5 separate regions of the Homo sapiens genome follow, and regions 2, 3, 4 and 5 are each linked to region 1. A link is a loop called in an ENCODE intact Hi-C map of the cell type or tissue named here. Cell type or tissue: PC-9. All regions are shown on one strand. Links, peaks and the distances in the headings refer to the core of each region. The heading gives the core; the rest is flanking DNA. Region 1 overlaps NEDD9 (neural precursor cell expressed, developmentally down-regulated 9). Region 2 overlaps LOC105374928 (a long non-coding RNA gene). Region 3 overlaps LOC105374927 (a long non-coding RNA gene). Region 4 overlaps LOC105374928 (a long non-coding RNA gene). Region 5 holds the start of LOC105374928 (a long non-coding RNA gene).

Region 1 (6,458 bases), core at 827-5,826:
CAGAGAAATTAATCCAGTAGGTCTGGTTGGGGGCCCAGGAATCTGCATCTTATTGAGCTCCTTGCATAGTTTTGTGGGTGGTGGCCTAGGACTAGACTTTGAGAAACACTGTAAAGGGACCATGAAGGGGCTGGGACATGCTCCAATCTGATTATGATTTGGGACTTTCCATAGTTCAAAATTCCCTTGATATTGCTACAGACTGTGGGCTTCCGAAGTTTTACCCAGCACTGCTTTTTTCTACTAATGAATCACTTAAGGAAAAAAAAAAGACAGTGAATTCTGCCTTCTATCACTTCAACTTTGCTCTCTTGGAAACTCCAACCTCTACCCACCCTCTTGCATCCCCTCCACACTAACTGACATTCATCACATATTAAATCAGCATTTAGAGAAAGAAATATAGTCATAAAATCCCCACCCTTTTAGGAAACAAGCAGACAGTGTGAGAATTGTGGAGAGAGTAAGGCCTTCAGGGTTCAGCTGATGCTGGGTTGTTTCTCCATAGCTGTATATCCTTTGGTAAGTTACTGACCATCTCTACGCCTTGGTTTCTTCATCTGTTTAATGGGAATGATACTAACTACTTCATAGGCTGTCGTGAGAATTAAACAGAAGCATACATAGAAAGTCCCTGGCTCAGTGCTTAGCATGGCAGGGGCTTAAAAGAATGCATTCCTCTCACCTTGCGTTTCCTTTCTCAGAGTTTATTTCCTACTACATCAGCCCTGTTGTGTTTCTTACGACACACCGAAGGTACAAGTGCTTTCTTGCTAACACATATGCTGTGTTTTTTGAGTGTGTGGCTTTCTCTTTGGTTCTGCAAGAATTCTGCAAAGGGTGGAAAAAAACTCTCCAAGTTATCTGAAAACCATATACGCTGACACCTTTACTTAATTTCATTGGTCTTTTTCACTCTGTGTTTTGTGCACAGGGCCGTTTTATCCATTAGGCGTTGTAGGCAATATGCCCAGTGCCTATAAGAATGTTTGGGAGCTGAATAAAAGATCTTTTGACTCCAAAATATGAAACACAAAAACTGCAAAATAGAAATTAATAAACATTTAGGTCAATGTCTAGGAAACCATATCATGTCTGCCCCATTAATTGTTTTATTTAGGGCTTATAACTATTTCATCATATTAGAAAACAGTATGTAGGTTATATTTTTCTCACTTTGCAAAGATTTCTAAATATGCATCATGGTTGCCAAGAACCCACAGGCAATCCTAAATTAAATAAGTTACTCATAGTCGAATAATTTGAAAAACTGAATTATAAAGGAAGAAAAAAAGTTTTCAATTTTTAACAGCAAAAATTCTACTTAATATGGGATTATGGTTTGGGGTAAATGAAATCTACAAATGTTCAAAACCAAAAGCCTAAAAAGATCTAAAATAGTCTCATTTCTCTGCTTCAAAGATCAGTGAAATTGCTACCTGAGTTCATCCATTTCACAGTTGATCTGCATGGGAAATTATATGTGCTTCTCTGATTTTTCTTTGGATGTGTCGCTTTTATTCTAACTGCTGGAACTATTTGTTGTACCTCTTTCTGAAGATCAGTTTGGGGCTAAATTACAAGCTCCATCAGCACAGGGGCCATGGCTGCCTCCTGACTGCTGTAGGCTGAGCACTTGGTAGAGCATCAGCCCACAGATAGCAGCCCAGTGAACCAATGAACAGGTGGAAGCAAGAATCAAAGTGTTAAATGAGAGTTAACCTTTAATTAACTGAAAGGTGGTTCTGATCTTATCACACATCCACCCTCACACGCTGCTGCTCGAATCCCATGGTTCAGCTCATTACCATCTGGTATGAGAGGTGTCAGATTATATACAGTCATTTCCCTCGCTGAAGGACCTTCCAGAATGTCACTGCCTGTGTCCTGTAAGGGTAACTATTCATATACAATCAATGAGCACCTTGATGCAAAGCATGAGTGATGTAAAGAAGGGCTTATCTGAGAGTTTAACTTCTGTGCATTTTGCCCAATTTAGACAAGATTAGTTAACTCCTCTGTGGTCACCTAAGGAGGAAAACTAGGCTTTTTTTTTTTTTTTTTGAGTCAGGGTCTCGCTCTGTCACCCATGCTGAAGTGCGGTGGTGCCATCTCGGCTCACTGCAACTTCTGGCTCCTGGGTTCAAGCGATTCTCATTCCTCAGCCTGCCCAGTAGCTGGGACTATAGGCATGCGCTACCAAGCCTGGCTAATTTTTGTGCTTTTAGTAGAGACGGGGTTTTGCCATGTTGGCCAGGCTGGTCTTGAACTCCTGGCCTCAGGTGATATGCCCGCTTCAGGTTCCCAAAGTGCTGGGATAATAGGCATGAGCCACTGCGCCTGGCCTAACTTTTTCTACTGAGGGGCAGAACTTCCTTTGCATATGTTATGATTTACCTAGAATGCCTTTCCCTTCTATTTTCCCTGTGAACTCCTATCCATTCTTTAAAACCCACTCCAAGGTTCATCCCCCTCATGAAGCTTCCTCTCTGCAACCCAGCAGTTTCTCCCTTCCCTATGGTCCCAGAATGTGTTGTATATTCCATTGATCTCAAGGGCTTCTTAAAAATGGAATGGTCTGCCATTGCAATGTGTGTGATGGTCTGGACTGGGGTAAGTATTGCTTTGAGGTGGCACTTGGAAAACTGAAGTAATATTCAGATTTACCAAGATCCTATGACATCATCTTTAAGGACCATTTTCTACCTTCCAAAATGGGTCACGGCCAAATGTTGGCAGGAAATGATTCAAAGGTTTTAGCCAGGTCTTCCAGGCCCATTCCTGAAAGGTAATGTAAGAAACAGAAATAGATTAGCTACAATGTTTGTACCTTCCTAGACACTGAGTCATCACAAATTACACACATACACGTACATACACATACACATACACACACACAGACACCCATAAGCTGTTGGCTAAGGAACAAGGACTTCCCTTATTGGAATTTGAGGCATTGTGCAATCTGGTTGCCCAGAGCGACACTCAGATACTAGCCAACTAAGTGCTATATATTAGCAGCATGACTTGTCTAACAACAAGCAAAAAATAGGTTTAGAGGAAATGAAAGCTTCCAGAAAAGTTAAATTCTGACTTCACCTCACTTTCTCCTGTTCCTTGCCTATACACACACAAAATACGTACACACCCAAAAAATACTCCTAGGGCAGAGGGTACTTCGGTTTCCTCATTTATAAATCAATAAAGTACAACTATGTTCCAGAATTGTACATTTCTACATAAAGATAATCCTAATGTATATGAATTGTTTGCCTCGATACATGGGTTTTGGGGCTATGCAGAGAACTGTACTTGCCATCTAAAATGTCACCCCTGAAGTTTCAAGATACATTTTAATATTACACAAAACTGGAGGTCATTCAGCTCTTGAAGGGCAGGACTTTATGAGCTCACTTTGAAAATGAGAAGTTATCTTTTCTCAGACAAGTCACCCGAGCCAAAGCAATGAGCAAACTCTAACACCCCTCCTTAAAAATTAACAAAGGTCCTTTTTGTTTGGCCAGTGCCAAAGCCTTCAAACTCAGTTGCACTTCGTTCTAAATTTTATAGATAATGCATATTTCTAAGAGTGCATTAGTAACTTCTTATAAACCCACACCAAAGCAAACAGAGGTTAACCCTCCTTTTTCAATGATTTCATGCTAAATGACTGTGCTTATCAGAGTGAAGAGGTAAGAGACTGCTTTAATATGATGTCTGGCTAAGTAGGAGAACACTGTGAGAGAGAGAAAACAGAATAAATTTATTTATTTAATTTCATGATAAACAATATTCGTTGAACACATCTTTTTTTTTATTTTTGAGATGGAGTTTCACTCTTGTTGTCCAGGCTGGAATGCAATGGCGCAATCTTGGCTCACTGCAACCTCCGCCTCCCAGGTTCAAGCGATTCTCCTGTCTCCGCCTCCCAAGTAGCTGGGATTACAGGTGCCCACCACCTTGCCCGGCTAATTTTTGTATTTTTAGTAGAGACGGGGTTTCATCATATTGGTCAGGCTGGTCTCAAACTCCTGATCTCAGGTGATCTGCCCACCTCGGCCTCCCAAAGTGCTGGGATTACAGACATGAGCCATCACGCCCGGCCTGGTTGTACAAATCTTTAAAAAAAGACTTGCTTGACTACATTGTGCAAAATGCAGAACTAGAAACTGTCAGCAATCAAAAGCACTTCATTCTAACTAGCTGTGCCTTAAACGTTGTCAAGATAACTTCTAGAGAGATGTGCTGCTCCTGTTTAAAGTGTGTCAGTGCCACTCACATAGGACAATGTGTGTTCCTCAAAAGTCGGATGTAGGTCGGGCGCAGTGGCGCATGCCTGTAATTCCAGCACTTTGGAAGGCCGAAGTGGGTAGATCACCTGAGGTCAGGAGTTTGCAACCAGTCTGACTGATACCATGAAACCCCGTCTCCACTAAATACAAAAAAATTAGCCAGGCATGGTGGTGCATGCCTGTTAATCCGAGTTACTTCGGAGGCTGAGACAGGAGAATCGCTTGTACCTGGGAGGCAGAGGTTGCAGTGAGCTGAGATCACGCCATTGCACTCCAGCCTGGGCAACAAGAGCAAAACTCTGTCTCAAAAAAAAAAAAAAGTAGGATGTAACTCCAGTAACATTTGAAGAGTGCCAAGGAGTCCTCTCTTTAAAGGGATCCTACAGTATATCAGTTTTTTGAAGCAAAGAAGCCTTTAGCAATGCCACAATCGCCTCTGATTTATTTGATTAATTTTTGTAATACTTGGTTTTCTTAAAGCATGGCACACTTAAACCAGTTATTTATTGGAATAGTTTTTGTTTTCAAAGTCACTACCAATTGAATGTGCAGCCTTCACTGGTGTCATTACCCCATGCTTCCGTCTCATTTTGCAAGATAGTGTTAGAACTAAAGTGGGGGTGACCCCAAGGCGCCTTGAGCCTTGGCTCCATGTTAGGGATCCCATAGAGGTACTACCACCTGATCCTCTCCACAGCCTCGTGAGGTGCACCTCACAGCATTTGCTGTTCAGAGGAGGGAACTGAGGTCTGAGAAGGAAATTCACTTGCTGAAGTTAACTTGCTGCCTCCAGTGAGAGGCAGGATTGATATTTGAGCCCACGTCTGTCTGACTCCAATGCTAATGATTTTTACATCCCGGCTGAAGGATGATATTGCCAAGCCCTTAAAGAAGAAGGCATATTTGGACACCTCATTAGCAATTTGGGCGCTAAATCATACCCTGTTGGCCAGGAAGAATTAAAGTTGCTGCCCAGGGCTCCCACCTCAGGTCCAGGGAGTAGCCTCAATACTGAGGGAATCTGAATTAAGGAGCTTGGAAGTTCCCCCCACCTAGCTGTAGTGGGCAGTTTCAGAGTGGGCTGATCCAGGAGTCCTGACCAGGTCAGTAGGGTGATGTCTAGACTCCAGTACCACTGAGAATGTTGCTATGTTGGCTTTCTCTGCCACACAGAAAAGTCTTTTCTTTCCTTTTCTTTTCTTTCTTTCTTTCTTTTTTTTTTTTTTTTTTGAGACGGACCCTCCCTCTGTTGACCAGGCTGGAGTGCAGTGGCACAATCTCGGCTCACCACAACCTCCGCCTCCTGGGTTCAAGTGATTCTCCTGCCTTAGCCTCCCGAGTAGCTGGGACTATGGGTGCGCACTACCATGCCTGGCTAATTTTTGTATTTTTAGTAGAGACAAAGTTTCACTACGTTGGCAAGGCTGGTCTCAAACTCCTGACCTCGTGATCTGCCCACCTCGGCCTCCCAAAGTGCTGGGATTATAGGCGTGAGCCACCACGCCTGGCCTAAGACTGTCTTTCCAAATGACTTCAAATTCCTTCAAATGGGTAACTTCATTTAACCAGGTGGGGGCACCTCCCAAAACACAAGTTACCCAGCTTTCAAGTTGTGGCTCTCATATAAGGAAGTAACTTTCTTTGAGAGTATTTACTTGTGAAATTATAAAAGTAGTAAATTTCTGGAAAATGTCTAACATGTATTGCTAGCGTAGGCCGCAGGGCATTGAGAAACGTATACCGCTGCACTGCTGGCCCAGCTAACCAAGGGTCTCCTTCACTTCTTTGTCATTAATAGCCTGAGTAACTAACTCCACTTTAGTTCCCTCAACTGTGAAATGGCAAGTGATGCTAGATTATCTCTAATGATCTTTGCTAAAATTTTATGATCCAGATATCCTTATCTGATTCTTTCTCAGAATCACTTTAACAGTTTAATAAAAACGGCCTGACATCAAGAGTTTTTTTTTTTTTAAAGAAAAGATACTCAAGCATTGATTATAAATTTCAACTTGACCCTTAAGTTTTTGCAAATCTTTCCTACTCTTCCTTTAGGATCCAGCCCACCATCCCATCCAGAACCACAGTGCCCTTTGGAAGACAGAGCTATGCCAAAAGACAGCAGGAGCAGGCAGGGACACAAGGAGGCAGGGACTGGAGTGTGCT
Region 2 (6,458 bases), core at 459-5,458, 290 kb before region 1:
AACTGAGCCAATTTTCAGGTCCAAAATCCATTGACTAAAAAGACAGCCAGGTCCCTAAGAATAAGTACCCTGCAACACTGCAACAAGTTTATATCGAGATGACTTGTCCCATCCTTCCCTAAAGGGACCCACGACCATTTGCTTAGGTGACTGTATGCCAGGGAAAGGGAAGGTCTAGACTATTGCACACAAGTTCCGAGTTGACCTTGACACCCGGACCCCTTGTTGAAGTGGGGCCTTATAAGAATCAAGTAATGAATGGAGTCCTAGCTGGGTCTGGCACAGAGTGGGCCCACAGAACCTGTAGACTCACCCAGGAAGCATTTCTCCATTTCCATGTATCACTGGAATGAATGTACTTGGCAGTTGGAGTAAACCCTATATTTGTTCCTTGGTCAGTGAGGAAGTGCTATCATAGTGGGAGAGGCCAAATGGAAACTCCGAAACTGTCCCCCAGGCAAGATGGTAAATACAAAATAGGGATTGGTCGTCTCTATCATATCTCTTTTTAATTGCTAGTCTCCCCCAGCAGGAAGTGGATGGACTCTGAAGAATGACAACAGATGAGTACAGTTTCAATCACATGGTGGTCGACTGCGGCTGCTGTGCCAGAGGTGGGATCACAGCTGGAGCACATTAAACAGGCCGCAGGCCCGTGGCATGTGGTTGTCTATTTGGTGAATGTGCCTTTTCTATCCATATTAGAAAAAAAGATCAGGAACAATTCACATTCACGTGGACAGACTCCAATATTCATTTATTGCTTTGCCTCAGAGCTATCTTAACTCAGCTGCCCTTTGCCATAATAGTCTGAAATAATCTAGATCACCTGAACCCACGGAACATCAAACCCATCCACTGCATCAATGACATCATGTTCATTGGCCAGAAGAAGCAAGAGGTGGCTAGTATGCTGGAGGTCTTGGTAAAACACTCATGCTCCAGAGAGGAAAAGATGAATGAGGATTTAAGGAATCCAGTGGTTAGGTTCATGCTGGAATATTCCCTCCAAAGCAAACGATAAATTGCTGCATCTTATATCTCATACCTCAAAAAAGAAGTGCCTGGTAGGCCTCTTTGGGTTCTGAAGGCAACTCATGCCACACTTAAGACTGCAGTTCCAGGCCAGGCGTGGTGGCTCACGCCTGTAATCCCAGCACTTTGGGAGGCCGAGGCGGGCGGATCACGAGGTCAGGAGATTGAGACCATCCTGGCTAACACGGAGAAACCCCATCTCTACTAAAAATACAAAAAAAAATTAGCCAGGCGCGGTGGCAGGCGCCTGTAATCCCAGCTACTCAGGAGGCTGAGGCAGGAGAATGGTGTGAACCCGGGAGGCGGAGCTTGCAGTGAGCCAAGATAGCGCCACTGCAGTCCCGCCTGGGCGAAAGAGCCAGACTCCGTCTCAAAAAAACAAAAAGACTGCAGTTCCAGCTCACAAATTGGGCAACATGATTATTGGCAGCTTTGAGTTGTGCCTGAAGCACAAAAAGGCTAGAGATGCAGGTCTGTCACCTGTGAAAGGGGAGGGAGAAGGAGGGTTAGTTAGGAAGAGTCTCAAACTGCAGTGCTGTCCTGCAAAAGTCTCAGCCAGCCCAACAGAGAGCTCCAGAGCAAAGGCTGCCTGTTGGAGAAGTTCCATGATGAACAGAAAGGGCCAGGCCCTGGCACGCCCACTGTGCTCATTAGCTGTTAAAGGTCTGCCTAGGAAAAGCATGGCCTCAGCTCAACTGCTGTGGCTAAGCAACCAGAGGCACTGCAACCAAGGCCATCACCTAACTGCACCCTCACAGCTAATCTACAAGTTCTTTCTTGAAGGGAGATCATAATAGCTCCATATCCCCATATTGGAGAGAATTCTCACTCTGCATTCTGCCAAGGAGCTGGTGTGTGTGTGCGTTTGTGTGTGTGTGTGTGTGTGTATGCACACATGTGACAAAGGTTTATTTAACTTATCAATGAATGAAGAAGGAGAAGAAAAATTACTATATATAGTCAATGAACAAAAAGAATGCTGGAATAAGACTGCAAGTGAAGTTGAAACTGGTAAATTATAAAACAACACAACTATAATCTGTAGGATTTATATTTCCTACTGGACAGAAATGAATTGCAACATAATGATCCTCCACAAGTTAACATTAACTTTACAAGAGTCTCACCTTCATCAATAGCAAATAATCAAAGTAACTTTCTTCCTGTAAAACTTCCCAACTGGGGGAACATTTGCCCTCTCCTCACCCCAGAGATATCTGACAATGTCTGGAGACATTTGTGGCTATCGCAACTAAAGGGATGAAGGTGTGCTACTGGTGTCTGGTGGGCAGGGGCCAGGGATACTGCTAAATGACCTATTACGCCCTGAACAGCCCCCACGGCAAAGAATTACCCAGACCAAAATTTCAATAGCGCCAAGACTGAGAATCGTGTACAGATGACACTTTTGACAGCTTATTAGGCAATGCTCTAGTATGACACCGAAAGGGCGTAAGAAGATCTTTAATGTTTCCTTCTGCTTTCACTTAAATGTAAAATTGGGATAATGATATATCGAAGCAACTTCATTTACGGTGAAGGATGATTAAATAAAACAATTGTGGTTGATTGTATTTTTACAAAGATGATGCACAAATATATATCCCATCCCACATGCTCTTCTTCTGACGTGACACTGACATTCCTGTATTGAGGGGTGGAGGCTATGTTCCCTTCCCTTGAACCTGGGTAGACGTTTGCAATTACCTCTATCAACAGAACACAGCAGAAGTGACATTTCCTGACCTCTGAGGCTGGATCATAAAAAGCAACACGGCTTCCTCCTGGCTCTCTTTCTGGGGACACCACCTTGGATGTTCTGAGCCAACATGAAACAAGTCTGGCTATGCTTGAGAAACCCTAAAGAGGGACTACATAGAGACAGAGAGAAGCTCCCACCCCAGCCTGTCCAGTCTTATCAGCTCAGACACCAGACACGGGAGCGAATGAGGCTTTACAATAACCCCAAGTACTGTCTGATTGCGATCTCATGTGAAAGAAGCCTCCAGGCAGAACCACCCGACAGAGCTCCTTCTGAATTCCTGGCCCATAGACACCGTGGGAGATAATAAATGATTTTGTTGTCTTAAGCTTCTATATTTTAAGATGATTTGTTCCATAGCAACAGACACTAAAACAACCATACAAAAATAGTCCTTAGCACCCTGCATGGAAAGTGAGTTAACTGGTCACTCTTGTGGGGTAGTTTTAGTATTTTTAAGTAATATTTATGTAGTATTTTTACTGTTTCCGTGCGCAAGAGGGCACACTGTCCGTTGACAGCCCTCATACATGGAGGTGTAATTTTCTAATCAAAGCACCAGGTGGAGCCAACCCCTAATTTTTCACTGTCCCTTTCAGAGGGTGAACTTGACAAAATGGAAAAAAGGCTTCAGAATCAAACTAGCATGTTTAGGGCGATGTGTTAGAGAATGCTCAGTATTCTAAATTCTCAAATTCTAAAACACAAGGAAGCTTATTTTGATGAATAACTCATCCCTAGGCAGGGTGTACGCACAAAAAACAAGAAAATCCTTTTTTTTCCTTTGTTAAATGCAACAGAGAAGGTTATGCTTTCTTTAAACCCTGAAAAGGAAAAGAGATCTGCCAGCCTATGATTTCTAAACAATACTGTACTTAATTTTTGCCATTATCTAGACACATAGCTAATGCAAGTCTCTGTTTGCTGTTTGCTTCTGACAGTAAGACAATATTTCTGAATACTGATTTATGGGACTCAGATAACATCTGTACCACAATTTTAGCTTAAACATTTTTAGGTTTACATGTTTTCTAGTCCTTTATTTTGTATACACGAATTTAATGCTCTAGTGGCTGTGAAAATGGGCCATGATTCCGATTGCAGGAAATCTGGGAACCAAATCCCTTAAAATGAATTGGGTGAACCAAATACATTGTATCTCCCTCTTGTCAGAGAAATTCAAAGCAGACTCTACCCATCAGCATTCACTGTAACCTGAGCAGGTTGGCAACCCGTCCTTATTATGATGATCTGCCAGTGCCTATGTAACTCCTGAAGGCTGATGCCTCTACCCTGAGATGGCTCAAGGATGGTTAGGGCAATAGAGCAGTGGTCTTGAGAATAAAGATGGTTTTGTGATCCGCTTATCTGATTAGAGGTTTATACTATAAAGTCAAGGCTTCATAGCCTGGTAGGGGATAAATCAAATGTCAGAAAGGATGGAGGCAGCTTGAACTCTGAAGAGCTGATTTTCTGAGGGTATCCTACAACTTTGACTCCACCCATACCCTAGCTGACCTGTCATCTTGCTAATTAACCACAAGAACTGAGGGAGAAAGTAAGGTGTGATCAGCTCAAGTAAGGCGTGATCAGCTCAAACCCTATCTATCTTATGCTGGGACTAACACAAAAGAAAGCCAAACACAATTATATGGTAAATCAGTAGAATCATGTTCCTACCTAACGTGTGTCTGTCAGGGATGAGACTGATTCCCATGCTTAACTTATGGCCCTGTCTCATCACTTTGTGCTCATAGAATGTATACGTGACATATTTTTCTTTGACACACTAGTACTGGCAAAGGCTGTCTTCTTTGGCTTAACCACAAATTGTGGAGCATGAGAGCCTCAGAACATCTCCAATCTCTCCCAGCTAGTTTCGGAAATTCCCAGGGACAATTGTGCACATGCTCTCGAGAAGTTCCCCTGGATCCTCAAAACAGCCTTGTGAATCCACAGTAGCTATGGTGACAAGCCTGCTGCAACTCTTTAGAGGGTACTTGGCTGGGTCCCACAGTCACTGATACTGACAGCAGGATTTTCGGGTCACTACTAAGCACTTCCCACAAATGGCCATGACCTCATTCCATGCACTTGGTAGCCTGTCAGTGCAGTGGCTAGAGTGTGATGAGGTAGGCAGGGAGGCAGCCTCTGTCCCTGTGACTATTATCCTCCATTGCTAGGCTGTCTTCTTGGGGCTCATCTCCTTAGGGTCCTTTATCATGTCTATGAGGGCCTGTTCAGGCATACAGCAGTATGAGCAGCCATTCGTACTACCCAGTCTCTCCAAAAATGACGAAAAACCATGTTTTGTGGCCCAGATCTGTATACTCTACCTGGGGATGACTTCTTCCTCATAAGGCATTCACTCCTCAGGCAAATAACATACCATGGTAAGCCCACCCTATTGCCCTTGCACCTCCGATGCACCCACATTAGCAGGCTCAGCCCATGCTAGTTCCCAAACTGACCTTGGATTGTTCAAGCAACTTTAAACCCAAACCTACAAAGCTGGTGTGCAGCTCACAGTTTGATGACTATGTAAATTACATCCTGAAATGTCTCTACTAAACATGTGACTGGACACATCTGAATTTACAATGGGCACACGGCATCTTGGTTTCATAGGTGAAAGACTCTGAATAAGTACCTTTTTGGCAATAGTTCAATCTGAAGTGGATTAAGGCAAGATTTAGAATCTTTAAGCAGGGTAGTACTTTTTTCAAACGGGCATGTTTCCAAGGGATGGAGTCACTGGATGGAGTTTCCCAGCATGGCAGCCCTTCTCTGGTGGAGGCAGCTTGCTGAGATCAGGAGGGATGTTCAAAGCAGAAGCCGGCTCGAAGGTTCCGCTCATTTTTATAACAAATTAGCATAGTTCACACCCTCCCCCTCTACATGCCAATGTTAGAATGATCTCATAGGCAGGCCAACTCCACCCTTTTCTGTACCTCTAGACTTCCATTCAACTCATAGAGCTATGCCTTCTTCCTGTACTTTTGCCAAACCAGGCCTTGCAAAATTATTCCATCAGTCATGGGTGCTAATGAACTGGATCAGAAATTGACCACCTGGATACAGAGAGTTTACTCAAGGATACCGGAGTCATCTTTTCCTTACCTGGCCCCTTTGCTCACATTAGTTCTCTCGTCTCTTTAAAACAGTAATCAAACTGGCCGGGCACGGTGGCTCACGCCTGTAATCCCAGCATTTTGGGAGGCCGAGGCCAGTGGATCACCTGATGTCAGGAGTTCAAGACCAGCCTGGTCAATATGGTGAAACCCCATCTCTACTAACACAAAAATTAGCCAGGCGTGGTGGCATGCGCCTGTAGTCTGAGCTACTCGGGAGGCTGAGGAGAAGAACCACTTGCACCTGGGAGGCAGAGGCTGCAGTGAGCCGAGATTGTGCCGTTGCACTCCAGCCTGGGCGACAGAGCGAGACTCCGTCTCAAAAAAAAAAAAAAAAAAACACAGTAACCAAACTTTGCTTCACTGTGGTTTGGTAAAGTGGAGCAGGTGTCTACCAGTTTTTCATGCAACCTGCCCAAATGGCCCTTTCAAACTCTAATGGTGTGAGAAGCTCAGCTCTGGTAGGGGAGTGTACATTTGGTATTTCTCCCCTGCTGCTTACAAGTTCAAATGCTCTGTGCACTGACAGC
Region 3 (6,458 bases), core at 511-5,510, 180 kb before region 1:
AATTAGAGCCTTGAAGTACTGAATGCAATTACCTAAACTGTTTTCCAAATGCCCATATTCAGTCTTGGTTCTCGGGACTGATGTCTTCCTCCCCTTTGGCCCCTTCTCACGCTCATTCATTCAGCTACATCATTCTAGCTGTGGTACCCCGATATGGCTCAGCTTCAGTATATGCAGGGGTGAGCCAGGAAGAAAATTCCAGTCCAGGATTCGGAGAAAAGTCTCTCTGTGCCTACCCTGCCCGTGGTGCTATGCTGAGGGAGGTGACCATGAGTGATTTCGTACGTGCAGATTGTCACGTTTGACCCTATGATCCTGGCTGATGAAACCAGGAAATGGCAGTTGTCTTTGAAGACAGCCATCAGCAAACTGGCTGGCAGCCAGGGAGATAACACAGTGGGAATCTCTACACGATAAGGGTTGCCTAGTGCCCTGCAGTGAACAATGAACTATATCAGATATTTTCTTTTAGGGAACTTGAAAATGACACAGAGAGAAATGCAAGTGGCAATAGGATCCAGAAACCGAGAGACTCATGGAAAGGAGGCAGCCGGTGGAAGCAGGAGACAGCAGAAGCCAAGCCAAACAGCAAAAGAAGGAAATTGAAAGGAGCCAGAAGGGGTCATCTGAGAGATGTCAAGAGTGGCAGCAGAAACAGACAGGCACCTCCTGTGCCAATGCCTGCTTTTGAGAGATCAAGATCATGGTATCTGTAGACTGAGAACAAAGTGTGAGACTCAGAACTAAGTCCATTCAAGCTCTGCATTTCTTTGTTATGTCCCTTTCATCAGTAATTTCCATTAGTTCCTTACATCTCTTTCATCATGAATTTCCACCAGAGAATCTAATTGCATCAGACTCGCTGAAAAAGTTTAACTAATAGATCCAATATTTACCAGCCTGTGATCTTGGGTAAGTCACGTATCCTGCACGAACATGAGTTGTTTCATCTCTATGTGTGATAGGCAAAATAATAGCCCTAAACATGTCCACATCCTAATTCTCAGAATTTGAGACTATGTTACCTTACATGGCAAAAGGGATTTTGCAGATATGATTAAGTTACAACATTGAGATAGGGTCCTATGTTATACATGTGGGCCCAGTCTAATCATATGGGTTCTTAAAATCAGGGAGAGATTTTCCCAGCTGTGGTCAAGGAGAGATGTGATGAGGGAAGAATGGTCAGAGAGATGCTGCACTACTGGCTTTCAAGATAGAGGAAGGGGCCGTGAACCAAGGAATGTGGATGGCCTCTAGAAGCTGGAAAAAGGCAAGGAAGCAGATTCTTCCCAACCTAAAGAGGAGGAACACAGCCTGCCAAACACCCCAGCTTTAGCCCTGTTAAACCTGTGTTAAACTTTTAACCTATAGAACTGTAATATAACAGATTTGTGTTGTTTTAAGCTGTTAAGTTTGCAGTAACTTGTTACAGCAGCAATAGAAAACTAATACATTCTGATGGCTAACACTACATATGCATGGGAAAATGTCTAAAAGAATGTATTCTCCAATGTAACATTGGTTTTGTCATCTTTTCAAATTATTTCTTTTTTCTGGTTTCAATAACGACTGTGTGTTATTTGTGTAATAAAGAAATGATGGAAATGTTAAAGAATAAGTAATATGTACTAAATAAAGTTAGATGACCTCTAAGGCTCCACCTAACTGTGGCATTATCTGAGCAATCCAGCTGGTGGCTTAATTGCCAATCCATATCCTGTTTCTTCTTGGATGCCATAGACAGGTCTTAACTCCTCCACAAAGGAACCAGAAAGAGCAATTTCAAATCACTCCTGGTGTCTTTATTTTCCATATCTCAGATACAAATATGTATTCACCCGTATATGATATCAGTGTGTTTCTACATTTTTATGTGTCCTTTTATTTATTTTTTTTACAAATTATAATCAGATATAATTATAGGGTGCACAGTGATGTTATGGTGTATGTATACAACGAGGAATGTTGGAATCAAGCTAATTAACATATCCATCCCCTTAAATACTTATCATTTATTCCTCTTGTCTAACTTTCTACCCCTTTACCACCACCTCCCCATTCCCTGACCTCCAGCCTCTGGTATTTTTACATTATTTGGAGCAAAAATCATTTTACCATCATTTTGCTCTCTATTAGTTAAATTATTCTAGATTCCACATATGAGTGAGAGCAGGCAGTATTTGTCTTTCTGTGCCTGGCTTATTTCACTTAGCATAATGTCTTCCATATCCATCCCTGTTGTTGCAAATTATAGGATTTCTTTCTTTTTAAGGCTAAATTGTATTCCATTGTGTGTATATACCACATTTTCTTTATCCATTCGTTCACTGATGGACACAGGAAAATTTCCTATTTTAGCTATTATAAACAGTGCTGCAGTAAACATGGGAGTACAGATATCTCTTCAACATAATTTCAAGTCCTTAGGATATATATATCCCGAAGTGGAACTGCGGCATCTATATGGAATTTTTAAAAGATTTCATTGGCCGGGCGTGATGGCTCAAGCCTGTAGTCCCAGCACTTTGGGAAGCCAAGCCGGGTGGATCACGAGGTCAGGAGTTCAAGACCATCCTGGCTAATATGGTGAAACCCCATCTCTACTAAAAAATACAAAAAAATTAGCCGGGCATGGTGGCTTGCACCTGTAATCCCAGCTACTCGGGAGTCTGAGGCAGGAGAATCACTTGAACTGGGAGGCGGAGGTTGCAGTGAGCAGAGATCATGCCACTGCACTCCAGCCTGGCAACAGAGCAAGATTCTGCAAGATTCTGTCTCAAAAAAAAAAAAAAGAAAGAAAAAAAAAAAAAGAAAAGATTTCATTGGTTGGTAAGTAATGATACATAATACATACATATTTGGTAAATAACAAATACAACAAATATGTGTTGTCGTGTAGTCTTGAGGTCATTCAGATGATGTATGTTTTGTAAAGTCTTCGTGGGTTCTGGTATGGTGCATTATGACAGATCTCAAAATTGTGTTGCTAGAGCTCAAGATTAAAAAGGACATTTTAGAGAGTTTGTGGCCAAAACAAGGCTTGCCTATCATTACAGTCTCCCAGCAGTCTCATCTAAAGTCTAAAAAAGCTCATTCACAATCCACTCAGTGTCAACAGGTGAGGGCTACTAGCTGATACTAGAGTTATCAATACCGATGATAGGCACAGCAAATGGAACCGTGCAGCTCATTAGAAGATACTTACGAACCACTTAAACTTAAGAACTTGGCTTTAGTGAGTTAAAAATGCAGAGTATGCCCTGCAAAACCAGTTTCCACTTGAGCAAGAATTTGTTAGTTCTTATCACAGCCAACCATCTTCCGGAATTTGAATGGCCCTAAACCTAATTTGGCGTTTTGGACAGGACAATAGGTACTTGCGTGACATGGTTGGGGAATAACGCACAGCTGTTTCCCATTTAGGTCACTTTGATCTATGACTGAGCCAAATACCTGGGCCTGTCCCCAGCCAAACTACACCCCAGAGGAATGAAGGAAATAGAGCAGAATTTTAGGAGCAGGGATCTCAGTACTTTTTTAATCAAGTTTTTATTCATCAAATATTTGTTGGATGCTGTAGAAGTGTTCTCAAACATTCATGTCCGTAAGATTTGCCTAGGACAGTCCCACGACCAAGACAAACAGAATTTGCAGTTGAGTCACAGAGCCTGGGAATCTACATTTAACCAGCCTCATAGGTGATTCTGATAAGAGACCTCCATGGACTACTTTGTAAAATGTTTAGTTTGGTCTCCAGAATGAATAAACAACAGTTCCCTGCCCTCTGGAGCCTCAAAGTCCAGGGAATGGAGATACACTATTGTGACATTATGTGATTAATAGAGGGCCTGGTGACAGTGAAGGAGGAAAGGAAGACTCTGTCCAGGGGATACCAAGGGGTTGCCAGAAAGACAAGGAGAAAGGGCATTCTAGGCAGGGGAACAGCCTTTACATGCCATAACCATGAGAAATTATGGAATAGGAGGGGACCGAGAGCAGCCTCAATGTTTAATAAATTAGCAGACTCAGGTATTTCTTTATAGCAACACAAATGGACTGAGACAAATGGAAGTATGGGACGAGAAGGCTGGCCCCTGGTTTAAATGGGATGAACTTATCCAGAGAAAGCAGGAGCATGAACATGTGTGGGGCCCAAGGGTGAATCACAGTTTGATGTGATGGGAAGGTGAAGGGCACTGCAGAGGTGGACAAGGCAGGAGAGAATGTAAAGAGAAGAGTGGACTGCCATTCACCAGCACAGTCATTTCAATTCTATTTTGTAGGCAACAGGAAGTTGGCAAAAGTCTTTAAGCAGAAAGTGAACATGAGAAGATATGAAGTTTGTCTATGGAAGTATCTAATATTTTGAAGATGTTCATTCAATTAATATCTCCTGAGGACCTGGTGTATTGGCCCATTCAGGCTGCTATACCAAATAACTAGGACTGAGTAACTTACAAACAACAGAAAGTGATTGCTCCCAGTAGTGGAGGCTGGAAGTCTAAGATCAAGGCGCCAGCAGATTCAGTGTCTGCTGAGGTCCCTCTTCCTCATAGATAGTGCCTTCCAGCTGGGTCTGCATGTGGTGAGAGGAGCAAAAGACTCCTTCAGGCCTCTTTTATAAGGGGACTAATTCCATTCATCAGGACACTGTCCTCATCTCCTAATCACCTCTCAAATGCCCCACTTCCTAATAATAACACCTTAAGAATTAGGTTCCAACATATGAATTTTGGGGGGGACACAAAAATCTGAACCATAGCACCTACCGTGTTCCTAACAGTGTTCTATAGAGGCTAGAAGAGGACCTCACAGCTAGGAATTGTTGTAACAGTCTGAGCAATTAACGTCTAAACTAAGAAAGTGGCAAGGGACACACAGAGAGGGAACTGAATGCGTCAACAAGATTGGATTTGAGATTTAATTTAAAAAGACAACAACACAGAATATGGTGACTGGTTGGATTGAAGATGCAGTGGGGAAAAGATCTGCAGTGTTTTGGGGCAGAGGGACTGAGAATACGGTAATGACATGGGTAATGACTGGGAGAACAGACAGGCAAAAGACAATAGTTTGGATGTTTGTCCCTCCAAATCTCATGCTGAAATTTAACCCCCAATGTTGAAAGTGGGGCTGGATTGAAGGTGTTTGGGTCATGGGTGCAGACCCTTCATTAGTGCAGATTAGATTAGTGTCTTCCCTTGACAGGGTGGTGAGTGGGTTTTTAATCTATTAGTTCCCACAAGAGCTGGTTGTTAAAAAGAGCCTGGCACTTCCGCCCTTTCTTGCTTCCTCTCTCATCACCTGATCTCTGCACATGCAAGCTTCCCTTCCTCTTCCAACATGACTGGAAGCTCCCTGAGGCCCTCCTGTCCCTCCCCCAAGCAATGGCACCATGCGACTTGTACAGCCCAGCAGAACAATGAGCCAAATAAAGCTCTTTTCTTTATAAATGACCAGCCTCAAGTATTCCTTTATTGCAATGCAAATGAACTAGGACAAATGGAAGTGTGGGAAGAGAAGGTCCCTCTTTTAAATGGGATGAACCTACCCATACAGAAAGCAGAAGAGTGAAAATGTGTGATGCCCAAGGGTGAATCACCGTAGCAGTAAGTGGTGGAGTGTACTGAACCAGAAAGAGGGGAACCAAGGCAAGAGGTGTCCTCCAAAGAAGTAGAGAGGGGTCTGAGAGGAAAGAATTGCTCAACCACTTCCAATGCAGCAGAGAAAAAGACTTTGTAGTGTCTACCGGTTTATCATCCAGGTTCCTGAGGGTGACCTTAGCAAAGATGATTTCAGCGGAGAGCTGGAGGCATGGACCAGATGTCAGGATGGAAGGAATGCAGTGAGGAAGGAAGGAATGGAAAGTGTGGAAGTGGAGGTATGAAGTGTAGACAAATTTCTTAGGAAAACTGAGTATGAAAGAAAGAAGAGAGGCCGGGCGCGGTGGCTCACGCCTGTAATCCCAGCACTTTGGGAGGCCAAGGTGGGCGGATCACCTGAGGTCGGGAGTTCGAGACCAGCCTGACCAACATGGAGAAACCCCGTCTCTACTAAAAAATACAAAAAATTAGCCGGGCATGGTGGCGCATGCCTGTAATCCCAGCTTCTTGGGAGGCTGAGGCAGGAGAATCACTTGAACCCGGGAGGCGGAGGTTGCGGTGAGCCGAGATCGCGCCATTGCACTCCAGCCTGGGCGACAAGAACAAAACTCTGTCTCAAAAAAAAAGAAAGAAAGAAAGAAGAGAAAGAGGCAAAGAAGAAGATGGAACCAAGGAACTGAGTTAGGACTGCCAGGAAAATATGGACATAGGTGTTTGTTTATAAGAAAAGTTGTGGTGAAAATAGAGGAAGGGTAAGTTGGATTTCCAGTTTAAATTTCTATTGTCTTAGAGAAAAAATCATTGTATAAAAACTAAAGGGAACAAACAGGGAGTGCTGCAGTTTTAACTACT
Region 4 (6,458 bases), core at 780-5,779, 220 kb before region 1:
GGCTTCTAAAATCAGTTCCATTCCAAACTCCTCTGTTACTTCATTGCCTTTATCTCAACGGTTCTAGAAACATTTGGGGCCCCACTTTGACTTGAACATCTGTGCTGTACTCTAATCTGCTCCGTGGCCCTTGCCCGGCATTTGTTCCCCCTGGTCCTTTCTTGCACAATGACATCCCTTTGTGTTGATGACCTAAGATCTCTGTTCCAAGGGCTTCACTGACACACACATTTTATTCGGTAAACACTTTTTTATGCCTGCTGCTCAAGATTCTACTCTTGGAGCTCGGCACATACTCCCGCCTTCAATGAGAAATCCACAGTCTAGTGAGAGGGAGTGAAAAATAAAGCACAGGAGAATAGAGGCTTTGGAAGGAGGTGACACAGGGTGCTATGGGGGTGTGTAGAATCCAGGCCAGGCTAGGGGTGAGGGAGAGGAGGGCATTGGGAGGCTTCATGCAGGAGGAGACACCTGAGCTGAGTCTTTTTTTTTTTTTTTCTGAGACCGAGTCTTGCTCTGTCACCCAGGCTAGAGTGCATTGGTACGATCTTGGCTCACTGCAACCTTCGCCTCCCAGGTTCAAGCCATTCTCCTGCCTCAGCCTCCCAAGTAGCTGGGACTACAGGCATGCGCCACTATGCCTGGCTAATTTTTTGTATTTTTAGTAAAGATGGGGCTTTACTAGGTTGGCCAGGCTGGTCTTGAACTCCTGACCTCGTGATCTGCCCACCTCGGCCTCCCAAAGTGCTGGGATTACAGGCGTGAGCCAGCCATCGCGCCCGGCCCTGAGCTGAGTCTTGATGCACATGCAGTAAGAGGTAGCCAGGCAATGACCTAAAAGGGGAAATGGGCAGGAGGGTGAAAAGGATACTGGAACAGATAGAAAGAGAATAGCAGCGTGCATAAAAAGATGCTGATTAAATACTAGAAATTTTAAGTGCATAAAAGTGAATAAGGAGACAAGAGAGGAAGGTTTTTAAAAGAGTTGGCTATGAGCCCTTTCCTTTTCAATGGGTCCAAATAGCTCGTCTTAATCGGATTAGGTTTGCGTAACACAATACCATAGACTGGGTGGCTTAAATAACAGAAATTGATTTTTTGCAGATCTGGAGGCTGGGAAGTCTAAGATCAAGGTGCCAGCAGATTCAGTGCCTGGTAAGGGCTTGCTTCTTGGTTGGCAGATGACTGTCTTTTTGCTGCATCTTTACATGGAGGAGAGAGCAAAGGCTCTGCTCTTTTCTTCTTTCCCTAAGGGTACTATTCCCATCATGGCGGCACCATCCTCATGACCTCATCCAAACCTAATCACCTCCCAAAGGTCCCATCTCCAAATATTATCACATTGGAGATTAGGGCATAAACATATAAATTTTGGGAGGACACAAAAATTCAGTCTGTAATGCAGTTTTTACTAACAGAGAAATAAATGCATGGTGCAGAACTGACGAATTTCTCACCTGGATGCCATGGACTGGATCACAATAAACCACAAAACTGCTCTTTCTTTATTTCATCAAACCTGTGATCAGTTAGCAGGGCTCTAGTCATGGCTGATCGCACTGTGTAATTAGAGACCTAAGATGGGCTATGGTTCGAATGTGTGCTCCCAAAAGTTCATGTGTTAGAAACTTAACTGCCAATGTAACAGTAGGAAGAGGTGGAGCCTTGCAGGGGTGATTGGGCTGTGAGGGCAGAGCCCTACAAATGGCTTCATGCCATTATCACGGGAACGCGTTAGTTCTCATCAGAGTGTGTTGTTCTAAAGGCAAGCTCAGCTCATTCTTGCGGTCGCTTGTGCTCACGTCTGCCTGCTGCTTTTCTACCACGTACAGCAGCATGAAATCCATTTCCAAAAGCTGTGGACATGCCCTTGGACTTCCCAGTCTCCAAACCATGAGCCAAATAAACATCTTTTAAAAATAAAATAAAATAAATTACCCGGTCTGTGGCATTCAGTTATAGCAATAGAAAACAAACTAAGACAAAGATAGTCTTTTATTATTGAGGCATGCAAAGAGAGGCCTCTCCAGAAATCCACTGCCTTGCCCAGCTCAGGGCTACAGAAGACTGACACAGCTCTTCCTGGCATGGGTGTTAACAGTCCCAGCTAGACTTGAAAGAATTGTTCCATATCCCCCCTGCTGTCAGGTGATTCATGAGCTGCTATTCCTCCATCTCTCTGGCCACCTGATGTCATGGGACCCCCAGCCGAGAAACCTATGATCTAATGCTAATTGAAGACAGGAAACCAACCTCACACTGCCTCCTTTACCTCAGAAGAAAACTCTTTTTCTCCTGATACCTTAAAACGCATATCTGACTTTCAGGTAAATGTCAAGGTTCACCAGGTTGTCAAGTAAACCACAAAATGTAAAGATTACTATGAGGGCTGAAAATTTTAATTGAGTCTGTATGAAAGGAAATGTGCCAGAAATATAGATCTCATTGGTTACATAACCATCAGTGTAGTTTATAAACAAAATCTCAAGTTCCCTTAAAATAGTATGGTTATTAGGAAGGAAGCAGCTGATGATGTTTATTTTTCTCCCATCAAGAACCGGGTCTTAAGCTGTAGAAAACTGTCAGCATACAAGTATTTGCCATCTTTCAGCACAATCCATGTTGGTGGGAAGAAGGCTGATTAGAAAAAGAAAAAGACACAGTGTACAAGAAAGAATATATGTACCAAAAAACAAGGTCAATAATGAAGCAATGTGGCTAACCATAACTTGGCTTCTAGGATTGAGATTCTGGACCGTTGAGTAATTGTGTTCCCTTTGCTCTAAGTCCCATCTGTCTTGTTTTGAACCCCTTTCCTGGTGGTTTGTGTGGTGAGCTAACCACTCAACCAGCACTGGGCATCACTGAAGTCTAAACACACAAACACCCTCAGGGATTCGTTTCTAAGCCCTAGAGGGAGAGGAGCGCTGGTATTTCACAGGTCCAGCTCTGGAATTCAGTACTGTCTCTAAACAGGAAGAAGAGATGTTTACAACTGCTGTCTGGCTCAGGGGCCAGCCTGTTTCTCTGAGATGTGTTTGGCAAAACCGGAATTCTAAATTTGATGCAGAAAACAATCACTTGATATTTAAAACAAGGACTAAATGTTTTCCTATTCATTCCATATTCAGCCTTAGTTACTTAGAGGGGTTACTGACAGTGTTGTTTCAAACTCTGCATGGCATTGTGTTAAAAAAGAATGTATTCATTTGTTAGTTAATCGGTCCAGTAAATCTCATTGAATTCTTAGTATCTTCTGAGAGGTGCAAAGAGCTCTTAGACCCAGTTTTACCCTACAAAGAACCTGCAGCCAGCCTGGGGACTCATCATAGGACAGGAAGCTTGTTCATGGTGTTGCTGTTAGCACTGTATCTCCCACATCTAACATGGTGTCTTTAGTACCTTCTAAGTGTTCAACAAATATTTGTCAAATAAACAAATGAAATTAACACCCAGGACGACAGTAAAGCCTTTCCAGGCTGAGAAGTGATACTCCAAGCTAGGTGACTGGGGGAGGCTTCATAAAGGAGGCAGGATTTTAGCAATGCTTTCAGGAGGGAGTAGGACTGGATGCAGCTAGGGAAGTGTGGAAGGGAAAGGGGTTACTTCTTCAGGTAAGGGGGTTCAGATGAGTCCAGCCAGGAGATTGGGAGACCCAGGGCATTTTCGAGAGAGAGAGTGGCTAGAGTGCAAGAGGCCAACTGTGGGGCAAAGCCTGAGAAAGGTGGACTAGGGTAGACTGGGCAGGAGAATGCATACTGGAGGGAGGCATCTGAAATCACTTCCGACGCCACTTCACCACGTAGTTAGGAAAAGAGAATTATGAGTAAACAGAGAGGTGTGGCCAGGGAGAACTACAGAGAGAGCCGGACTGAGCACAGGGACCCGGGTGGGCCCCATTCCCACGGGCTTGGTACTGTGATGCTCCGCATTTCCTGCCTTGATTTTAACCTTTAGAAAAAGGGAAAATTGTTCAAAAACCTGACTTCCTATGTAGTATTCCAAGTGAGTCATAGGACTGTTATGTTTACAGCTAATTTTGATATAAAGATATGACTAGGAAGGGGGATAGGTCTCAGAGCCCCAGGAGGCTGCTCTTGCTGAAAATGGTCTGAGGCGGGAGACCCAGCACCCCATCTCCCCTCTCCTTGCAGTCATGCCATGGGAAGGAAGACTGCAAGGGGCCTGGTACGCACCAGCCTTCGCACTGTGGGGCCTCACAGCACAAAGGGTGTGTATGTATGATGTGTACTGTGTGTGTGTGTATGTGGTGTACGGGTGTGTGTGTGGTCTGTTTGTGTGTAAGAGGGAGTGTGTATGTGTATGTATGATGTATGTCAGTGTGTGTATGTACATGTGGTGTTGGGGAGTATATGTAGCAGGCATGAAGCGGGTGTGTGTGTGTACGTGGTGTGGGTGTGTATGGTGTGTTTGTGTGTGTGGAGTGTGTATGCGCATGTGTGATGTGAGCGTGTATGTGTGGTGTTGGGGAGTGTATGTATGGGGTGTGAGGGGTGTGTGTGTATGTGGTGTTTGTGTCGAGGGAGTATGTGTATGTGTGATGTGTGTATGTGTGGTTTTCGGGAGTGTATGTATGGGGTGTGAGGGCTGTGTGTGTGTGGTGTGGGTGTGTGTAGTGCGTGTGTGTGTGGAGTGTGTATGCACATGTGTGATGTGAGTGTGTGCACATGTGGTGTTGGGGGTGTATATGGGGGTGTGGGGGAGTGTGTGTGATGTGTATATGTGAGAGCATGTGTATGTGTGTTTAGGGGTTTCTGAGCACTGAGAGAGTTTGAGGAAGAGAAGAAGTGATGTGGGGCCTGGACTACACCAGCGTTCTCCCAAGCAGGCCCTGTGTATGTGGAGAGCTGATCTTTCCTTGGTGTCTTTGTGGATTTTCAGCTAAACTCAATAATCTCAAAGATAGTAAAAAACAAAAACAAAAAAACACACCAAAAAACCAAGTTAGTCAGGAGAGCTACAAAAAACAAAAACCCTCATGAGATTAGATTTCTCAATAAAATAGTTACAAGAAATTGTTCACACTCCAGGAGAAGGAATTTTTTCTACAGCTAGCTTTCGTATCAATGTTGCAACCTTCTTTTTCATCTAAGTTGGAACTATCAGCCCCCACCCCACGCCTCCCCAGGCTGTGTGTCCCTGCACCTTAGCCTGCATGGAGTTCTTTTGCATCTGAGCAGGCTGTGACCTCCTGGATGGTGGGAACTGATTCATTTCCATAGAGCATTTCTTGGCACAGAGCAGGTGCTCAGTTTTGGATCTGAATGGGATCCAGGAGGGACTTTGAAGTGCAGTCTCCTTGTGGGGGTTCTCCCTACCATGAGCTGCAGAAGAGAGACTTGTTTATTATCTCACAGATAACTGGATTCAAATGCATGTGTGCATGCGCACACACACACACACACTCCCCACACACCCATTACAAAAACTAGCATTACTTTTGGAGATCATGTGATCTGTTTCAGTGTCAAGAAATAGGCACATTTTCTTAATACAGCATAATCTATTCCATGCTAATACAGTGTAATTCTCTTCTACAGAATTCATGCTTTACACATTAATGTACTGAAAGGTGTCAGTGTCACTTGCCCCACATTCCTCCTCACCCCACAATTCTGCTCACCCTCCAGTGGACTCCAGGCTGTCCTCTGGACCCAAAACCCATGGTTAGGACACTCAGGATCAGTCAGGACCATGGAACCATAGATAGCAACACGAAGCCCTACAGAAGCTTTTGAAGGCTGCTTTTCTGTCTGCTGGGTACATCACTTTCCAGAGGGGCATTTCAGATTCTTTCTTCCCATTAGAGAAAAAGGGGATACAAGAATTTGTAACCTTTTTGTGCAAGAATTACACATACCCTCTACCTTGTTAGGGTCTGTGGTGGGGAGGCAATGAGGGGAGTGGGGTGAAGGGAATTGGTTACAGAAACAAACTTCCAATTATAAAAACAGGATAGCACAAACATGTCACAGAAGTTTTGAGTAAGGAGAAGGTAGGTCACTGAAATGCTTAGGGAAGGATTCTCCAAGTGCTAAGATGGGGGTCCAAATGATTGAGCAGGATTTGGGTAGATGGAGAGCCTGGGGACAGGGAAGGAGAGGGAGGGCATTCCTAGCATTCCTGAGTGGAGGGTCAGCAAAGGCCAGAGCTAGGAATGGACACAGTTTATGTGGGGTCAGGGCTCCCACATGACCACTCTCTGTCCAGAGGGGAGAAGTTAGTGCATGAGAGCCTTGTAAACACTGTGCGTGCACATGTGTTTGAATAGAAATCATTGTTTGCCCACCCTGCCTCTGAAATACCTTTGCCTCCCTTTCCTTAATCTGAAAAATATAGCATTGAGTATGAGTAATGACGACAATATCTCACATGTATGAAAGCGCAATTTAAAAGAGGCTTTCATATCTTTGCCTAATTTGTGACATTATATCGCT
Region 5 (6,458 bases), core at 806-5,805, 210 kb before region 1:
TAAATAGGCACATTTAAGGTAATAAAAGAGAAGTTAAATAATATCCACTGAAAATAAGATATAAAATTGGCAAACAAAAATAAGAATAAATTAAGCAAAACAGGTAGATCTAAAAAATGTAAAAAATTTAAACACAAAAAAACAAATTTATTGGAAAAAATCTTGGTAGAGAGATTGTATAGAAAGTACAAGGGCACTACAAGATACTACTGAGGATTTCACTGGAACGCATCACAGAGACAAAGAGAAAAAAATAACAAAATAAAGGACTTGGAGGATAAACGAAAGATCTGACTTACACACGGCTAACAGAATTTCCAAAAAGGTAGAAAGGCAATATTTGAAGAGGTATTTGCTGATGCTTTTCCAGAGGTGAAGACGAGTCTTCAGAGCAAAGTCCAAGCACCCAGAGGTATAGATGGTAATTGTACAAGATAATATATGTAGTGAAACTAGAAATCATTGAAAACAAATAGAGAGGGAAACCCTTCAAAGCTACTAGACATAAAAAGACAGGTTACTTACAAAGGACTTACAGTTAAACTGACAGCAACTGTAGTTACCAGTGAGAGGTGACAATGTACTAGCAGCCCTCGTTTGCTCTTGGCGTCTCCTCGGCCTCAGCGTCCACTCCAGCCGCCCTTGAGGAGCCCTTCAGCTCGCCACTGCACTGAGGGAGCCCCTCTCTGGGCCAGCTGAGGCCGGAGCCGGCTCCCTCTGCTTGCGGCGAAGTGTGGAGGGAGAGGCGCGGGCGGGAACCGGGGCTGCGGCACGGCGCTCACGGGCCAGCGCGAGTTCCGGGTGGGCGTGGGCTCTGCAGGCCCCGCACTCAAGAGCGGCCGGTCGGCGCTGCAGGTGCTGGGCAGTGAGGGACTTAGCACCTGGACCAGCAGCTGTGGAGAGTGCTCCGGGTCCCCAAACACTGCTGGCCCACCCGCGCCACGCTCGAATTCTCACCGGGTTTCAGCCGCCTCCCAGAGGGGCAGGGCTCGGGGCCTGCAGCCCGCCATTCCCGAGCCCCCCCCATGGTGGGCTCCCGCGCGGCCCGAGCCTCCGCAACGGGCACCGCCCCCTGCTCCGTGGCGCCGGGTCCCACTGACCGCCCAAGGGCTGAGAAGCGCAGGTGCGGTGCGGCAGTGGTAGGCAGCTGCGCCCGTGACCCGGCCAAGGGATCCACTAGGTGGAGCCTAGGCAAAGCCAGTTGGGCTCTTGAGTCAAGTCCTGACTTGAAAAACTTTCATGTCTAGCTGGAGGATTGTATATGCACCAATCAGCACTCTGTGTCTAGCTAATCTGGTGGAGACTTGGAGAACTTTTGTGTCTACCTAACGGATTGTAAATGCACCAATCAGCACTCTGTGTCTAGCTCAATGTTCGTAAATGCACCAATCAATGCTCTGTGTCTAGCTAATCTAGTAGGGACTTGGAGAACTTTTGTGTTTAGCTAAAGGATTGTAAACGCACCAATCAGCACTCTGTGTCTAGCTCAGGGATTGTAAATGCACCAATCAGCACCCTGTCAAAACAGACCAATCAGCTCTCTGTAAAATGGGCCAATCAGCAGGATGTGGGTGGGGCCAAAGAAGGGAATAAAAGCAGGCTGCTCCAGCCCGGCAGTGGCAATTTGGTTGGGTGTGCTTGTACTCTGTGTAAGCTTTGTTTTTTGGTTCTTTAAAATAAATCTTGATGTTGTTGATTCTTTGGGTCAGCATTGCACTGCTCTTGTGAGCTGTAACAGTCACTGCAAAGGTCTGTAGTTTCACTCTTGAAGCCAGCAAGACCGTGAAAGGGTAATGAACAACTCCAGACACATCACCTTAAGAGCTATAACACTCATCAGGAAGGTATGCAGTTTAACTCTTGAAGCCAGCAAGACCACGAACCCACCAGAAGGAAAAAACCCTGAACCTGTCTGAACAGCTGAAGGAACAAACTCCAGACCCACAACCTTTAAGAACTGTAACACTCACTGCAAGGGTTTGCGGCTTTACCCTTTAAGTTAGGGAGACCAAGAACCCACTGATTTCAGTCACCAGAGGATTTCAGGAAAGAATCATGCTCAAAATGTTCAGTAAAATTAACTCAGACTAAAGTTTTATTCCCCAACTATGATTTAAAAAATGAGAAGAAATAGGCCAGGTGGGGTGGCTCACACCTGTAATCCCATCAGTTTGGGATGCTGAGGTGGGGTGGATCATAAGGTTGGGAGATTGAGACCGTACTGGCTAATACGGAGGAAACCTGTGTCTACTAAAAATACAAAAAATGAGCTGGGGGTGGTGGCACGTGCCTGTAGTCCCATCTACGCAGGAGGCTGAGGCAGGAGCATCGCTTGAACTTGGGAGGCAGAGGTTGCAGTGAACCGAGACCACAGCAGTGCACTCCAGCCTGGGCAACAGAGTGAGACTCCATCTCAAAAAAAAAAAAAAAAAAAAAAGACAAAGGCAACTTTAGACCTTTAGACTCTTAAAGAGCCTAGAGAGTTTACCATTAATTGATGCTCATGAGCACAAATATTAAAGGATATATTTAAGCAAAAAGAAAAGTCGACCCAGAGGGAAGGCACATAGGATACAAGAAAGAGTGGTAAACACAATATTAACAAATTGTCGGTTTATTAATTTAATGTTGACAATTTTAAAAGCTAGTTTAGCAATTTTGGGAAATCTTTAAAATCTCTAGGAGGTAGTTATTTAATAGGTAGTTAAATATACCCAGGGGTTTTGTAACATTCAGGAATTTTCTCAATAAATTTAGATGTTAGGAAAAATATTATAGTTGAAGATTAGAGATGGTAATTGAAATACCTTAAAATGATAGAAATGCTTCCAAGCCAACAGTGGGGGGTAATATTCATGAAGGATATTATTAAAAAACAGCTTTATCCAAAAGAAGGCATGGAAATACATTTTTTAAATCCAATAAAAATGGATAGTAAAAGGAAAATAGGGTAGTAGAAATAAATGCAAATATATCAGTGATTATGACAGTGAAAATGAATTAAATGCATCTGATAAATGACAGAAACTAACAGATAGAGCTTTGTAAGCTAGCTAGTTGATGTCTATAAGAAACACTAAAAATCTCCAGCACAATCAGACAGAAAGATTGAAAGTAATGGGAAAAGTGAAAACTTGCAATTAATAATTGTTAAATAAGTAGAAGGCCATTAGCCTGAGGCTGTGTTGATTCTTTGAATTCCTACATAACAAACTGCAACCTAACTTAGTGCGTAAACAAACTGAAACTTAATTTAGGAGTTCAACAAATAGCTGAGTTTCAGCCAATCACAGGCAGCCAACTCATTATGCCATGCCCAAACAGGAAAGTGCCACATCACACCAGGTTCAAATAAAGTTGAAGTTTACCTGTAACCAATCAGGTGATTTCTCTACTTTGCTTCTGTGTTCAGCCTGTAAAAGCTTGCTGCTTGCATTGCTAGGCAGAGCTCTCTGAACCCCTTCTGGCTTGAATGCTTCCTGATTCATGAATCTTTCTTTGCTCAAATAAAGTCTGCCAAATTTAATTAGTCTAAAGTTTTTATTTTAACATAAGCAAAGAAATTTTGTGTAACAATATCAGTATTAGACAAAATAGAATTTCAGACATAATGCATTAGTAAGAGTAAAGATAAGTACACATGGTAACAAAAATTGAAATTCACTAAGAGATAGGAAACACAAACATATCTGGAAAACTTTTGACATGTCTTCTTAGGTAACTCATGAGGACAAAAAGGGAAATCACAGTAAATGTTGCAAAATATTCAAATACCTACGTATTTTAAGCCTATGATTTTAGGGACATAGACATTTATGACAGAATTAAAAAATATTTACAACAGAATAAAAGTACTACCTATAAAAATGTTAGCTGTAAGTGCTTCTTAAAGGTAAACATGTAATTTTAATTAAATTAATTAATAAAGTAAATATAATTAAGTTTAAGAAAGAGCAATCTAAAGAAGTTTTAAGAAAGCAGAAATTAATAATATAGAAACAAGAGAAGCAGTAGAGAGGATGAAAAGAATCAATACCTGTTTTTTAAATGACTTCACAAAAATATAATTCACATACTAGTTCGCTCATTTAAAGTGAACAATTCAGTGATTTTTAGTATATTCACATAATTACACAACCTTACCACAATCTAATTATAGAATATGTTCATCACCCCAAAAAGAAACCCTGAGCTTCTCCTAGAAATCACTAGGCAATTAGTCACTACCTAGAGGTCACTAGGCAACCACTAATCTTTCTTTTTCCTTACACATATAGTAATAAAAATTAACAACAACAACAAAAACTTTTCACAATGAAAAGCCCAGGTGCAAGTGGCTTCACTGGTGAATTCTACCAAACATTTAAAGAAGAATGCCAACCCTTCGTAAACTTTTCCAAAAAATAAAAGATGAGAGGCTTTCTTCTATAAGACCAGTATTACCTGACACCAAAACCAAAGATATCGAAAGAAAGGAAAACTACATGCAAACTCTGTAATGTGACAAGAAATTTTGGCATCATTCAGCCTCAAAAGTCAATTCTGTCATCCAGCAGTAAGAAAGTTGACCATGAAGAACGTGCATTATATGCACGCGTCTAAGACTTCTTAATGGCGGCAAGTTTGATTTGCCCACATTGACATAGATGGGTGCATGCCCACAAGAGGGAGCCTCCAAAAATGGCAGCTGGACTTAGATTCCATGACACTATATATTCCATTCCTATTTGCACACATAGCATGTTAAAGTTTGGAAGCTCCTCCCCTTTGAAGGAAATGCACTAGTTTCATGAACGAGAGCAAGGCCACCCCATGAATAACTGTTGAACTAAGCTGTCAGGATGTATTCATTTTCACTCTCAGAGATGCTTTCCTCATTATCACCCACAGCAACTCAGTCCCCTGAGCTTTCCTCTCCACTCCTTGTCAAAGTCTCTGAGAATGTTCATTTACATTAAAGTATAATGAATAACAATACAAAAAAATATTTCAGTCAGATTATGTGCATTTCACCAAAGATTTGAGCTTAAAGCTGAAGACTGGACATTGATCTGTTATCAGACAATTTTTAAAAATTATTTTTTGGTAGAATAGAGTCTTGCTATGATGCCCAGGCTGTTCTCAAACTCCTGGACTCAAGTAATCCTCCCTTTTCAGCCTCCCAAAATGCTGGGATTACAGGCATGAGCCACCATGCCCCTCCTGTCATCAGACAAGTTGATAAGGACAAATTTAAGGGGAAAAACCTTGTGAGTACAGACAGCCTCTGATTTTCCTAGTACCTAAAAACAGTACATTTACCAAGAATCTACTTTAACTCTGATGCCAAATTCTAGGAAACTGGAAACAAAGAAGTAAGCACTCTTGGTATGCCTATTTGCATATAGCGCCTGAAATTTGTCCAGCTATACATAGAAGAGGTTCTGTAAGCAAAAAAGGTACACAAAGAAAACATATTTATCCGCAAGTCATGTTTTCTAGATGAATCTTGTGTTTCGTCCCAAAGATATATATTTAATGAAGATTATTGAAAACCTTTGTAGATGCAGTCTCAGAAATATGTATAAATGACTTTAAAACTCCTGTTAATTTCCATAACACGTGACTCTCAAACAGACCTTTATACTCCTTTAAGGATTTAAAAGACATTTCTAGTATCTGATAAACAGTCACTTTAAATCACAAGTATTTACCACTATAATCACGGGGGAATGTGTGGCTCAGCCTCTGAAAGCCCCATTTCCCTCCTTTGCCCCTGAGATTAAGAGCATCCAAAAGACAGGTATTGTGTTTGCTCTGGGACCATGCAGTCCCTTAATTCCCATTGGCACCATCTGGACTAATTCCATTTTAAGACCAACTAGGTGGGGTCTCTAATCACTGGCAGATCTCTTATCACCAAGTCAGATCTCTGCAACTACCAATGGCTTAATCCTTCTTCCCTTGCAATGCCATATAAAGTGTTAGTCCTCGGCTGTTCTAGTAGAAAAATAGCAGAAGGCTGCAGTGTAGGAAATCTGATGAAACACAGAGTGACCTCATGAGTTAAAAATGGGGACAACCAAAAAACAAAATGAATGGTGGAAAGAACTTAAGTTTCTATTAATGTCTTTAGGTTACAAAAGTAGGGCAAAGGGTTCACAGGAAGGCAAATGTGTAGATAGAAGCCAACAAAAAAAGAGCATTCAGTGGAGGAGTACTTCTGGGATGGCGCTGGGAGACTGCTCATTTTATTTTATTATGTAATAAAAAGGAAAAATGGAGGTGTTTTTGTTCAAGAGGATCAGACCAAAGGGGTATGCAGTATACGCTGTGAACTCATTCAGAGGAACCAACATATTTTAGAGTAAAGTTGTCTAAAAATAACTTGCTTCAACAGTTCTGGGACATTTTTTTCAGTCTTTTGCCAAGAATCTAATTAATGTGTGTTGCGATTTTCTTTCAGGCAATATGATGTG

Evidence for each region. A loop is a pair of places that touch in the nucleus more often than their neighbours do. Peaks named below come from ENCODE experiments on the same cell type or tissue, not always from the same donor. Only the 100,000 strongest peaks of a DNase experiment are listed, where the experiment ranks them.
Region 2: a loop joins it to region 1, with 8 times the contacts of the local background. A loop is called at or near these places in 4 of 110 quality-filtered maps.
Region 3: a loop joins it to region 1, with 11 times the contacts of the local background. A loop is called at or near these places in 3 of 110 quality-filtered maps.
Region 4: a loop joins it to region 1, with 6 times the contacts of the local background. A loop is called at or near these places in 6 of 110 quality-filtered maps.
Region 5: a loop joins it to region 1, with 4 times the contacts of the local background. A loop is called at or near these places in 3 of 110 quality-filtered maps.

Annotation. Positions count from the first base shown.
Region 1 is chr6:11,203,784-11,210,241 of GRCh38, reverse strand. All of the region lies in intron 2 of NEDD9 (neural precursor cell expressed, developmentally down-regulated 9), which reads left to right. Among named protein-coding and RNA genes, the nearest start is that of NEDD9, 26 kb to the left of the region's middle. In PC-9, for the core only: no CTCF peak of the experiment used is centred there; a DNase peak (open chromatin) is centred at 2,821; H3K4me3 peaks cover 642 bases; H3K27ac peaks cover 3,690 bases.
Region 2 is chr6:11,493,286-11,499,743 of GRCh38, reverse strand. All of the region lies in intron 3 of LOC105374928 (a long non-coding RNA gene), which reads right to left. Among named protein-coding and RNA genes, the nearest start is that of TMEM170B, 41 kb to the left of the region's middle. In PC-9, for the core only: CTCF peaks have their summits at 3,136 and 3,342 (motif pointing right); a DNase peak (open chromatin) is centred at 3,353; H3K27ac peaks cover 721 bases.
Region 3 is chr6:11,387,073-11,393,530 of GRCh38, reverse strand. LOC105374927 (a long non-coding RNA gene) reads left to right here. Exons shown (of 2, transcript XR_926477.3): 2 at 473-1,656. Among named protein-coding and RNA genes, the nearest start is that of TMEM170B, 150 kb to the left of the region's middle. In PC-9, for the core only: no CTCF peak of the experiment used is centred there; a DNase peak (open chromatin) is centred at 3,370; H3K27ac peaks cover 4,555 bases.
Region 4 is chr6:11,425,480-11,431,937 of GRCh38, reverse strand. The region is part of intron 1 of LOC105374928 (a long non-coding RNA gene); the gene reads right to left. LOC105374929 (a long non-coding RNA gene) reads right to left here. Exons shown (of 3, transcript XR_926485.3): 2 at 5,167-5,345; 3 at 2,378-2,637. Among named protein-coding and RNA genes, the nearest start is that of TMEM170B, 110 kb to the left of the region's middle. In PC-9, for the core only: no CTCF peak of the experiment used is centred there; DNase peaks (open chromatin) are centred at 2,877 and 3,907; H3K4me3 peaks cover 789 bases; H3K27ac peaks cover 3,637 bases.
Region 5 is chr6:11,411,658-11,418,115 of GRCh38, reverse strand. LOC105374928 (a long non-coding RNA gene) reads right to left here and starts at 753. Exons shown (of 5, transcript NR_187824.1): 1 at 537-753. It overlaps LOC105374929 (a long non-coding RNA gene), which reads right to left and starts at 497. Exons shown (of 3, transcript XR_926485.3): 1 at 300-497. In PC-9, for the core only: no CTCF peak of the experiment used is centred there; DNase peaks (open chromatin) are centred at 1,831, 3,305 and 4,215; H3K4me3 peaks cover 236 bases; H3K27ac peaks cover 4,407 bases.